2 separate regions of the Homo sapiens genome follow, and region 2 is linked to region 1. Evidence: chromatin contacts called from ENCODE Hi-C data. All regions are on one chromosome and are shown on one strand. Each heading gives the region's core, a stretch centred on a gene start or an enhancer-like site at or near the end of the contact. The rest is flanking DNA. Distances are from core to core; before and after follow the strand shown.

Region 1 (5,549 bases), core at 2,130-4,629:
CTTCTAGTCCAAGCCCATAAGTAATCCATCACATAGGCCACTTATTCCCCATCCTGTGTCCACAACTGACATTGCTAATGGGTCATGAGGCTGAGTAGCACTATAGCCTACAGTCCCCACTCACCACTTCCGCAGGTAGCCACACCCAATTAGCCAGTGTTGTGCGTGAGAAAATCTGCTTACCTTCATGGGTAAGTGTAGTCTTATTCCTTCATTATACGGGGAAGGAAGCTTAGGCTCAGAGAGGTAGAGGGACCTGCCCAAGGCCACACAGCCCAGGAGTAGCTCAGCTGGGACTGAAGAACAGGTCCCTTGCCTCAATTGCTCTTTCAATGCTGCCTTGCATTGAAAAGCTGAGTACCCAGAGTAGGGAGAAACAAAGGGAGGCCATCCAGGATTCTGAGGCTACATTCTGGAAAACTGTGCTTAGACACCCCCACCCCCAACCCTTTTTGCATCCTGAGGGCTCCTTATTACGTCTACATGTAAATACTGTTTGTATGGAGGAAGCACTTTTTAAAAATTGCAAAAGTTGGGCCAGGTGCAGTGGCTCACGCCTGCAATCCCAGCACTTTGGGAGGCCAAGGCAGGCAGATCACTTGAGGTCAGGAGTTCGCGACCAGCCTGTCCAACATGGTGAAACCCCGTCTCTACTAAAAATACAAAAATTAGCCAGGTGTGGTGGCGCTTGCCTGTAATCCCAGCTACTCGGGAGGCTGAGGCAGGAGAATCGCTTGAACCCAAGAAGCGGAGGTTGCAGTAAGCCAGGTGTGGTGGCTCAGGGCTGTAATCCCAGCACTTTGGGAAGCTGAGGTGGGTGGATCTCTTGAGCTCAGGAGTTCAAGACCAGCCTGGTCAACCCCTGTCTCTACTGAAACTACAAAAAAGTAGCCGGTTGTGGTGGTGCACGTCTGTGGTCCCAGCTACTCAGGAGGCTGACATGGGAGGATTGCTTGAGCCCCCCGTGCAGGGGTGGAGGTTGCGGTGGGCCAAGATCCCTCCTGCACTCCAGTCTGGGTAACAGAGTGAGACCCTGTCTCAAATTAAAAAAAAAGAAAACAAAATTTTAAAAGTCATATGCTCATTGCAAAAAAAATCCAAACAAGAGAAGAGTATATAAAAGAAAACACCTTTGTCCGGTCTCCCCAGGGTAACTTCTGTTAATGATTTAGATCCTTCTAGGCCTTTTCCTGCCAATTTGCAACTGTATACTGATCACAAATAGACTAAAAGATTAGCTGTTCACCAGTCTGCCACTGACCCCATCTCTGAGAACACTACCTAGCACCTAGCAGGCACTCAATAAATATTTGCCAAATGGCTTTTGTTCACTTATAATGGCTTAGATTTCTTTCTGTATGAATATAGGTGGGTCCACCTCTGTCTTTTTAAAGTCCTGTTGTACTTCATCGCATGGTCTCATAAATTAACAGTCCCTTCGGTGAGCATTTAGACTGCGTTACATTTTTCCCGTAACAATCCCAAGGCCTTGCTCTCTGGCTCGCCTGCAAGGCTGGCACCAAAGTCCCTTCCCATGGCTTCCAAATGCCGCTGTCCATCAAATCTCCATAGTCTCTGGTTTCCTGGGATCACCAACAGACAACCCGAAGCGGAGGAGCTGGCGGCATTTGGGACCAGCTCCCAGGAGCAGGGTCAGGTTGCAGCGGGTGGATGACAAGTCCCTGAGCCCGCAAGGCTCCACCACCCCTACATCCAGAGGCTGCTGCCCCAGATGATGCCCCGTGGCTCACCCCCAGAAGCAGGGGATTAACCAGGAGGCATCTCCTGGGTGCTGACAGCCCTGGAGCCTGTGGCCTGGGGAAAAGGCCCATTTCCAGGCCTTGGGTCAGCTCAGCAACCCTAAGGGCCTTGGAGAGCAGAAATGATTGTGTGTGCAGAAGGCAAGAAAGGTCAAGGGGAGAGGGTCTAAAAGGAGACCCACCTACCTGTGCACAGGCCTGCCCAGAAACCCAATGCCCATGGACACTTCCAACAGGCATCTCTCACCCATGGTGTCCAGTACTGAACTCCTGACCCTTCCTCCTCAAACCCTCACCCCATCTCAGTTCATGGCAACACCATCCTTCCATGGTTCAGGCAAAAGCCTTGGGACCATCTTTAACTCCTCTTTCTCTCAATCCTATCCAGTCTATAAGTTTTGCTTCAAAATGTGTCTTCTCACCACCTCTGCTACTACAAGGTAGTGGTGCAAACCACCATCTTCTCACCAGTCATAATGTAATAAACTCACTACCAGGTCTCCATGCCACCTCCCCTCACCTAATACCTATTTTCCCAAAACAGCCTTTTCTCAACACAAGAGCTAAAAGAATCTCATCAAATGGGTCAGATCCTATCTGTCTTTTTTTTTTTTTTTTTTTTTTAGAGATAGGGTCTCACTGTGTTGCCCAGGCTGGTCTTGAACTCCTGGGCTCAAGCAATCCTCCTGCCTTGGCCTCTTAAAGCGCTGGCCTTCTCTGTACATCCCATCAAGGGTACATACTGTAGGTTTGTCTGTCACTGATGATGTTAAATTTGATCACTTTGTTAAAAGGTAGCCATAGGCCGGGCACAGTGACTCATGCCTATAATCCCAGCAATTTGGGAAGCTGAGGCAGGAGGATGGCTCGGGCTCAGAAGTTTGAGACCAGCCAGGGCAACATGGAGAAACCCCGTCTCTACAAAAAAATTAGCCAGGCATGGTGATGTGTGCCTGTAATCCTAGGTACTTGCAGGCTGGGGTGGGAGGATCACTTGAGCCCAGGAGGTCGAGGCTGCAGTGAGCCGTGATTGTACCATTGCACTCCAGCCTGGGTGACAGAGCAAGACCCTGTTAAAAAAAAGAAAAAGAAAAAAAAGGTATCCATAAAGGATTCCAATTTAATTAAAAATAGAAATAATAAAAACATGGTACATGCCATCCAGAGTGTCCCCTGCAGGCTGCATGCAGCTGTCCAGCCTCCATGTGTGACTCCAGCTCTACCCCATCCACAGCAATGGGCAGCCAGCAGTGGCAGGAAGACCTCCAGGCACAAGGTGCTCATTCCTGGCCTGGAGCAGGGGTCACTCTGGAGTTCCTAGCACACCTGGGCTGCTCTGTGGATTCTGCCAGGCACAGATCTGTGCCAGGCAACTCTCATCAGTTCCCTTTAAGCAGGGAGTGAAAGTTACACGGGAGGGAGGTGTGCCAGCCCTAACTTCTCTCCTACTCTGTGGCTTCAGCTCGGGAAGGGATAGGTGAGAACAAGGATAACCCTCCAAGGCAGGAAGTCTATGGCAGGAAGCAACCCTGTCCCCCTCGCCCCACACCCCACCCTCAACCAGGGCCCTCAGAAAATGAGACTCGGCATTCCTCATGAGGGTGTGGAGGGCAGGGCCTGCTCCGGGGAACAGCTGCTGGGCACGGAATTAGCAGGTCCCGGAAACAAGCAAGCTCGATGAATCCCAGAAGCCTGGCCTCGGACAGGGGCACGTCTGCAGAGATTTGGCCAATCGGGCACATGAATCACTGAAAACAAGGCCGTGGACAGGAAAGACTAATACGGTCCGCTTTTCTGTTCTGCTAAGGGTCTGCTGTGCTCTCCTGGGGTCTCCATAGAATGCCCAGAAGCTGCCAAGACAGCAGCTCAGCTGACTGTCACGCTGATGCCTGGCTGTGAACTGGGACATGAGATTTCCAAGATGAGGTTAAATTATGCTGATTCTACATTCGAAATGGAATCATGTCTGGCATGGATTCCATCTACACTGGCAGGACTCAAGGCAGAACTAAGCGAATCAAAGTCTTGTCTTATTTACTGTTCCAAAGTCAAAAACTCGTTTTTGTCCTCAAATATCCTCCCGAAGACAGTGACAGCTATGGTTCAGGCCATCCTGAATTAATTCACCCTTTGGAATGTGAAGGAAATACGGGAATATATATTTTGGCATTTCCTATGTGCCAGGCATGATGCTCAGTGCTTCATTGTCTTGTTTCATTGTCTCGACCATATTCTGAGGGCGATTTTAACACATCCCTAAAGGAAAAAAGGAAACAGAAGCTCAGGGAGGTTACATGGTGCACCCAGGTTCATATGGTTAAGAACCGGCACAGCTGGGATTTGAACCCAGATCTGCCTACTCTAAGTCTCAGTTGCTTAAATATCACATGTCTTCCTTTAGTAATATCAGATTCTCTCAGGGCCTCTACACTTGATTTTCAATAACAGTCAAACTATTTTAAGTTAAAAGAGATTCCTTTTCACCTGAAAAACAAAAACAAAAAGATCCACTAGAACTAAGAAATTAACTGAGCAAGGTAAAAGAATTCAAAGTCAATATACAAAAATAGTTGTATTTCTATAAACTAGCAGTGAACAATTGAAAAAATAAAATGTTAAATGCCGTTTACAATAGCACAGAAAATAAAATATCTAGGGATAAAATTAACAAAAGATGTGTAAGACATTGAATTCTCTAAAACATTGCTGCGTGAAATTAAAGAAAACCTAAACAAATAGGGATATATACCATGTTCACGGGTTGGAAGCCTCACTGCTAATAAGATGTCCATTCTCTCAAACTGATCTATAGATTTAATACAGTCTTCATCAAAATCCCAGCAGGCCTTTTTCAGAAATCAAGAGGCTGGTTTTCTTTTCTTTGTTTGTTTTGTTTTGTTTTTGTTTTTGAGACAGGGTCTCACTCTGTTGCCCAGGCTGAAGAAGCTGGTTTTAAAATGGAAATGATCCAGAATAATCCAATTTTGAACAGGAAGAGCAAAGTTGAAGAATTTACTCTGATTTTATGACAATATAAAGCTACAGTAACCAAGGCAGCATGACATTGGCATAAAGATAGACAAACTGATCAACAGAAAAGATATTCTATTATGCAAATAAATAAATAAATATGGAAGTTAAGTTCCTTCAAGCTTATCTCTGCAAGGAACATGTATCACAGGCCCAGAGAATGTGATACCAGGTACTTACTGCTCAGTCCTCCAGCCTGGCAAAATCACGTAACTCCCGTGTTCAGAGTCAATTGGACTAAAATTAGCTGAAGTCATAAGCTTTGAGCAGAAGAAAGAAAACTGGATCCAGAGCGCAGAAGCTTGGGTTTTTGACCCAATCGTCATAATTAAACATAAAGTCTCAACTTTTCAGCATGTAACAATAATAGTAGTAGTAGTAGTAATAAAAGCACTAACACATGCCATACCCTGTTCTAAGAGCTTTACATGGATCAGGGCCTCATTTAATTCTCTCAACAAAATAGAATAAAAGAGAAAATAGCAAGCATTGCACCTAGGAAGGGAAATCTTGTTCCATGACGGTTTGTTTCAATTTTACATTCTTTTTAGATGTGTATAGGTATAGAATTACAATGTAAAATACATATTTTTTTGCATTCACTGCCAGGGAAGGAATAAAACACATATCTTATAGTGGGATTGCAATTATAACAGTTTACAAGCCACTAGGGTAGTAGATGAGAGGGTTATGAGGTAACCCAAGTGATACAGTGCCCATAAGACTTTTAGCCGGAGTCTGGTACATAGTAAAGGCATA
Region 2 (5,825 bases), core at 3,105-5,604, 70 kb after region 1:
TAGTAGGACAGTTAGACACCAGGTAAGGTGAAATGGAGCATATAGCACCACTCGTGAAATATAATTACTTTCTCATCCCCAGAATGTTCCACCTAAATCTAATCCATCCATTGGATCTAAATACTAGTTTTGGGGAAATATAGGAGAGAGTACAGGAAGTTAAAGGACACCACAGTGAAGCAACGTGACAGATCCCAGAGAGGAACATTGTCCAAAACAACTGGCCCAGTCTCTTCATGAGTCAATGCCATTGGGAGTCAAAAAAAAAAAAAAAAAGAGTGAGGACCATATTAGATTAAAATAGACTTAAGACTGCAGGAACAAAATCCATTACATGGTCCTTGATTGGATCCTGGTTGAAACTACCTGTAAAGACATTTCTGGCAAAACTGGAGAAATTTGAATATAAATATATTTTTTGAGACAGGGTCTCACTCTGTTGCCCAGGCTGGAGTGCAGTGGTATGATCTCAGCTCACTACAACGTCCATCTCCCAGGCTCAAACGATTCCCCCCGCCTCAACCTCCTGAGTAGCTGGGACTACAGGCACATGCTACCACGCCTGGCTAATTTTTGTATTTTTTGTAGAGATGGGGCTTCACCATGTCACCCAGGGTGGCCTCAAACTCTTGGACTCAAGTGATACACCTGCCTCGGCCTCCCAATGTGCTGGGATTACAGGCATGAGCCACCATGCCTGGCCTTCATATTGCTAATTTCTTAATATGAAAATTGTATTTTATGTAAGAAAATGACCTATGTTAGATACAAATTATGTTGATACTTTATAAATATCTACTACTGATGTATTTAGTTGGAGAAATATCATGATGCCTGTAATTTATTTCAAAATACTTCACTCCCCAATTAAACACATATGGCAAGATTTTCACAATACTTATATCTAGGTGATAGATATATGGATGTTCATTGAGTTACTTTCATATGTTTGAAATTGTTTTGTAATAAGAAGAAAAAAATAAAAGCAAACTAAAGACATACCATTTTCTACCCATAGATTCACAAAGAAAAAGTTTTAAAATAGGCTGCGTTGGCAAGGGTGTAGGGAAATGGGCACTTTGGTACAACCTCTTTGAAGTGATGTTTGGCAAAGCCATGCCCTTCCATCCAGCAATTCCGCTTCTAGGAATTTAGCATACAGAGTATATAGAAATATGGGCAAATATATATAAATAAGGATATTCACTGCAGCTTTATCTTTATTATAAAAGATGAGAAACAACATATATGTCCATCAATAGAAGTTGTTAAGTAAATTTTTTGTGGTCTATTCATGTAGTACAGAGTCCTACAAAGTATAGGGTAGACGTGTTGTGCTGATAGGAAACTCTTTCCAAGATGTCTTGCTAAGTGAACAAGCCGAAGAGCAGGCCAGTGTCTGTCTGTCTGTCTTATTGCTGTATCTCTGGTGCCTAGCAACGCACCTGGCACACAGTGGGTCCACAATTAATATTAGTTGAGGGAACGAACACACATCTGAGCATGACTGCTGTGAGTCAGGCTCCCTAAATGCCACCAGTTTCAAGTCACTGATAGGGGCCAGATTTTCCACCGCCATCAAATTTCCATCCAACAGGATGGGCACTCCTGGTCCAACTGCTGGCATGCAAACCCGGGTGCCAGCTATTCTGGGTTTTCTTGAACCTGGAAATCCAGATATTTGTGTGAAATTGCTCATTTTAAAATTTGTCAATAAAATAACACTGGGTCAGGCATAACAGAACATATCTGCAGGGTGGGTCCAAGCCAACACATTGTCAGTTTGCAACTTCTGCATTAGCGCATTTAATTTTTGCCACACTCCCGGAGGCAGTATGTTCAGTAACATAGCACTTGCTGCTATAACAGATACAAACCTCAGTGGCTTCACACAATAGAAGTTTATTTTTCACTCATATAAAGTCCAGCTGGCAGCAGGTGTGGGGAGGAACAAGGAGTTTTATCAACCTTCCCTTGGGGCTTTCAAGTTCCTCCAGGCATTGATATTCAATAGGCGGATGGGAAGAGAGAGTGAAGAATCATGGGGATTTTATGGGCAGCAGCATTCCTCACTTCTGCCCACATTCATTGGCCACAAGTCAGTCATGTTGTCACCTCACCTCAATGCAAAGTGGAGCAGTCCCTGGTGAGTGGCAGCCACTTTCCAGCAACTACTGTGTCCTATGGACTGAGAACACAGATCTCTGGGTGACAGTGATCCATCTCTGCCTCATGCAGTTATCATTATCTCTATTTCACAGATGATGAGCCGAATCTCAGGGAGGGTAAGTGACCTGTGAGAAGTCACACAGCCAGGAGCCCTATCTTACTGCCTCCAATCCAGGGATCTTTCCTCTAGCTCAGTGTTTCCCAGCTGTGTTAGACCATTCTCACATTGTGATAAAGAAATACCCGAGACTGGGTAATTTATAAAGAAAAGAGGTTTAACTGGGTAATTTATAAAGAAAAGAGGTTTAATTGGCTCGTGGTTCTGCAGGCTGTACAGGAAGCATGGCACTGGCACCTGCTTGGCTTCTGGTGAGGCCTCAGAAAGCTTCCAATCACGGTGGAAGGCAAAGGGGAAGCTGGCATATCACATGGTGAGAAAGGAAGCAAGACAGAGTAGGGGAAGATGTGCCACATACTTATTTATTTATTTATTTATTTTTGCTTTCTTAATCTGTTCCTGACCACATACTTTTAAACAACCAGATCTCACAAGAACTCACTGACTATTGCAAGGACAGCACCAAGCCAAGAGGGGTCCACCCCCATGATCCAATCACCTCCTACCAGGCCCCACCTCCAGCACTGGGGACTACATTTCAACATGAAATTTGGTGGAGACACAGATGCAAACAGTATCACCAACCTTGCATCTCATGAGAATCACCTATGGCACTTGTTAAACCTACCAGATTGTGACCCTGGGAGCATACAGGATTGAATTTTCCTTCAAGACATACCATGCCCTTTTTTGCAAAATTGAACAGTGAACAACATCAAAAATTTCACAAGAGTGACAAAAAAAGTATGCTGAACCAGGGAGGCTAATGTAGCAACTGAGACTTGATAGAAAATGTAGCTACAGGCTTTGTGGCAGCCAAGGCAAAAAGGGAAACCCAGGGACCACAGAGCATCTGTTATCTGGTAGAAGGAGGTTCACCGGTTCCTTATGAGCCAGGCTTACAGCCTGGGGGATGAGGTACCCAGGAGTCCTTAGCAGCATGATGGATGGGGGTGGGCGGTCGGGGGTGAGAGGGAGGACTGAGCTTATCTTCCTAGTACATCTATTTGCATCTGTTGTCCCAGGGTCTGCTTCTGTATTTCCTCAATGGTAAATAAATTAAAACACAGTATTTATAGTAACGGAAGTATAGGTGTATTAAGGAACTTTGCTGAAGTTCTTATGTATGTTTAGGGCAGACTTTGTGACAGCAAAGGCATTATGGGCTTTCTTTGGGCTCATCTGGTTGTGCCTTGGTAGAAGATGCAACCTTGAACAAATGACTTGACATTTCTGAGCCTCGCCTTCCTCATCCGTGAAAAATGATTATTGTGCAGATGAAATGAGATGATGCATGTAAGGGGCTCAGGTTGATAAATGGTTGCTGTGCCATTGTTTATATTCTTACCATATTATCATGACCTTATGGCTAGGAGCACAGACTCTGGAGCCAGACTGCCTGTGTTCACATCAGCTCCACCACCTACCAGCTCGATGACCTTGGGCAAGGTCACTTAGCCTCTCTGTGCCTCAGTTTCCTTCTCTGTAAAATGAAGCTAATAGGACTATTGTGAGAGCTAAATGGGCTGATAGTTGTAAAGCTCTTAGAACAGTGCCTGGGCATACAGTAAGTGCTATGTAAGTGTCTGTTAAATAAATCATAGTCTGTTCCCTCTGCCCTTCGAGGCCCTTCAGGGGAAAAGTTAGAAGATAACAGCTTCAAAGCGAGACAAGTAATTTCCAGACACTAATTTCTAAAGGAATAGCTCTCTAGAATCCCAGTTAAGAAGTATTTGCCCCTTAGAAGACTGAGAGGCAGGAAAGCGTTGATGAGGGTGGAATCTTTGGCAGGTGCCTGGCCCAATACACTGAGCTGTTTGGGGGGCACGACCCACTTCCTCGGGCTCCTTCCACCCTTGCAGGGAGCCTGACACTGAGGGCTGGCGGCTTTTCTGGCGCGGGCCAGGGGGAGGAGGAGAAAGGAGCTCCCGGGATCCCCTCGCCCCCTCCCCCAACTGCCCGGTGAGTAATGACATTCACGGAGCGGGGAGGGAGGGAGGAGAGGGGCAGGCTCGGCGAGGCCATGTGATGCTGGGCGAGAGAGAGCCGCCGCGCCGGAGCCTCCTTCTTTCCTGCCTCTGATTCCGGGCTGTCATGGCGACCCCCAACAATCTGACCCCCACCAACTGCAGCTGGTGGCCCATCTCCGCGCTGGAGAGCGATGCGGCCAAGCCAGCGGAGGCCCCCGACGCTCCCGAGGCGGCCAGCCCCGCCCATTGGCCCAGGGAGAGCCTGGTTCTGTACCACTGGACCCAGTCCTTCAGCTCGCAGAAGGTAGAGCCGGGCCGGGAGCCGCCTGCGCCGGTGGCCAGGAAGCTTGGGGAGGGGAGCCCCAGGGCTTGAGGGATCTGAGGGCGGCGAAAGACTGGAGGGGGGAACCTGGGGTTTGGGGGTCCCGGAGGTCGGGGGACGCAAGGGTTCCTTCCAGGACTGCTCACCTGGGAAGCGACAGGCCCTGTCTGGGCCCCAGGAGCACAGTTCTCAATTTTAGGAGCATCCATTCTGCCTCTTTCCCTCCCAGAAACAGCCGGTCTGTTGGGGTGCGGGGCGGGTTGGGGGGGCTGAGAAAAGAGACAAAGGCGAGGGGAAGGGAATGGGCACTGCTGGGAAGGCGGCTTGGTGGGGTGGGAGGTGCTGCTGCTGCGGGGAGGGAGAAGAAGCGCTACTTGGGGTCCAGCCTCGGTAGCCCCCTCTCAGTCGCTCCCTGCACGCTGCCGTCCCGGACACTGCAGGCCCCCAGGTCACAGCTCCTCTGCCCCTCTGTCTGCGGGCCGCCTTCTGGCTAGGGCTTGGAGGGTCTGTCCCCAGTCGTCGCCCACCCCCCACTCCGTGTCTTGAGCTGAGAAGGAAGGAGTTAAACCATCCCCTCACACCAGCTCGGCTCAGCCCATCAGGTCTGTTTTGCTCTTAAAGGCACAGAGTGGCCCCAGCCCCTAAAATGCTTCTAGGACCTAGGGGACCTGAGGGGCAGTTGGAAATCCAACTGGATTCTCAGGGTTCCCGCTTCCTGGGGGTAAGGCTGTGAACTGCACCCCTCAGACAGGGGCGCCTCTAGGGGCGCAATCTCCCACCCTGGGCGGTTGTCCCGTCTCTGGGCCACGGATTCAGCACCATGGCCAGGGCCCAGAGGCAGGTCCTGCAGGGGCCTAAGCGGCACCACTGCCTGACCTTCTGACTCCTCTTCTTCCTGGAAGATCCTTTTGTTCCATTCGTTCATTTTCCAGATGGAAAAACAGAATCCATGAAGAGAAAGGGCCTTGGAACTCAAAGACTTAGATTTGAGTCTTGGTCCAGGCTCATTTCATCATCTGGAAAGCGGGATAGTGATACAACAATAGCCACTTCCAATCCCAACCCCTTCTCAGGGTTGCTGATATGGTTGTTGAAGAAGGGATATAACTTAGGAACTTAGTGTTATAGACTGGGACTACTCAAACTTGAGCGTGCATTAGAGTCCCTGGATGATCCTGGTTAAAACCCAGACTGCTGGATTCTACCCCAAGGATCCTGATTCAGTGGGTCTGGAATGGGGTCCAAG

What was found. Hi-C counts contacts between places; a loop is a spot of excess contacts on that map. Pooled maps may share reads with other maps.
Region 2: a loop to region 1 is called in a pooled map, with 2.9 times the contacts of the local background. The contact joins the promoter of GDAP1L1 here to the enhancer-like site in region 1. A Hi-C loop is called at or near these places in 1 of 50 pooled maps.

What each region holds. Positions count from the first base shown.
Region 1 is chr20:44,173,957-44,179,505 of GRCh38, forward strand. The region is part of intron 1 of JPH2 (junctophilin 2); the gene reads right to left. Among named protein-coding and RNA genes, the nearest start is that of JPH2, 10 kb to the right of the region's middle. RefSeq lists an enhancer at 3,425-3,925. Within about 2 kb of position 3,380, at least 9 of the 41 ENCODE cell types and tissues checked have a DNase peak (open chromatin) inside an H3K27ac peak, as active enhancers do.
Region 2 is chr20:44,242,954-44,248,778 of GRCh38, forward strand. It overlaps GDAP1L1 (ganglioside induced differentiation associated protein 1 like 1), which reads left to right and starts at 4,355. Exons shown (of 6, transcript NM_024034.6): 1 at 4,355-4,561. The coding sequence starts at 4,382. RefSeq lists an enhancer at 4,057-4,855 and a silencer at 5,216-5,510.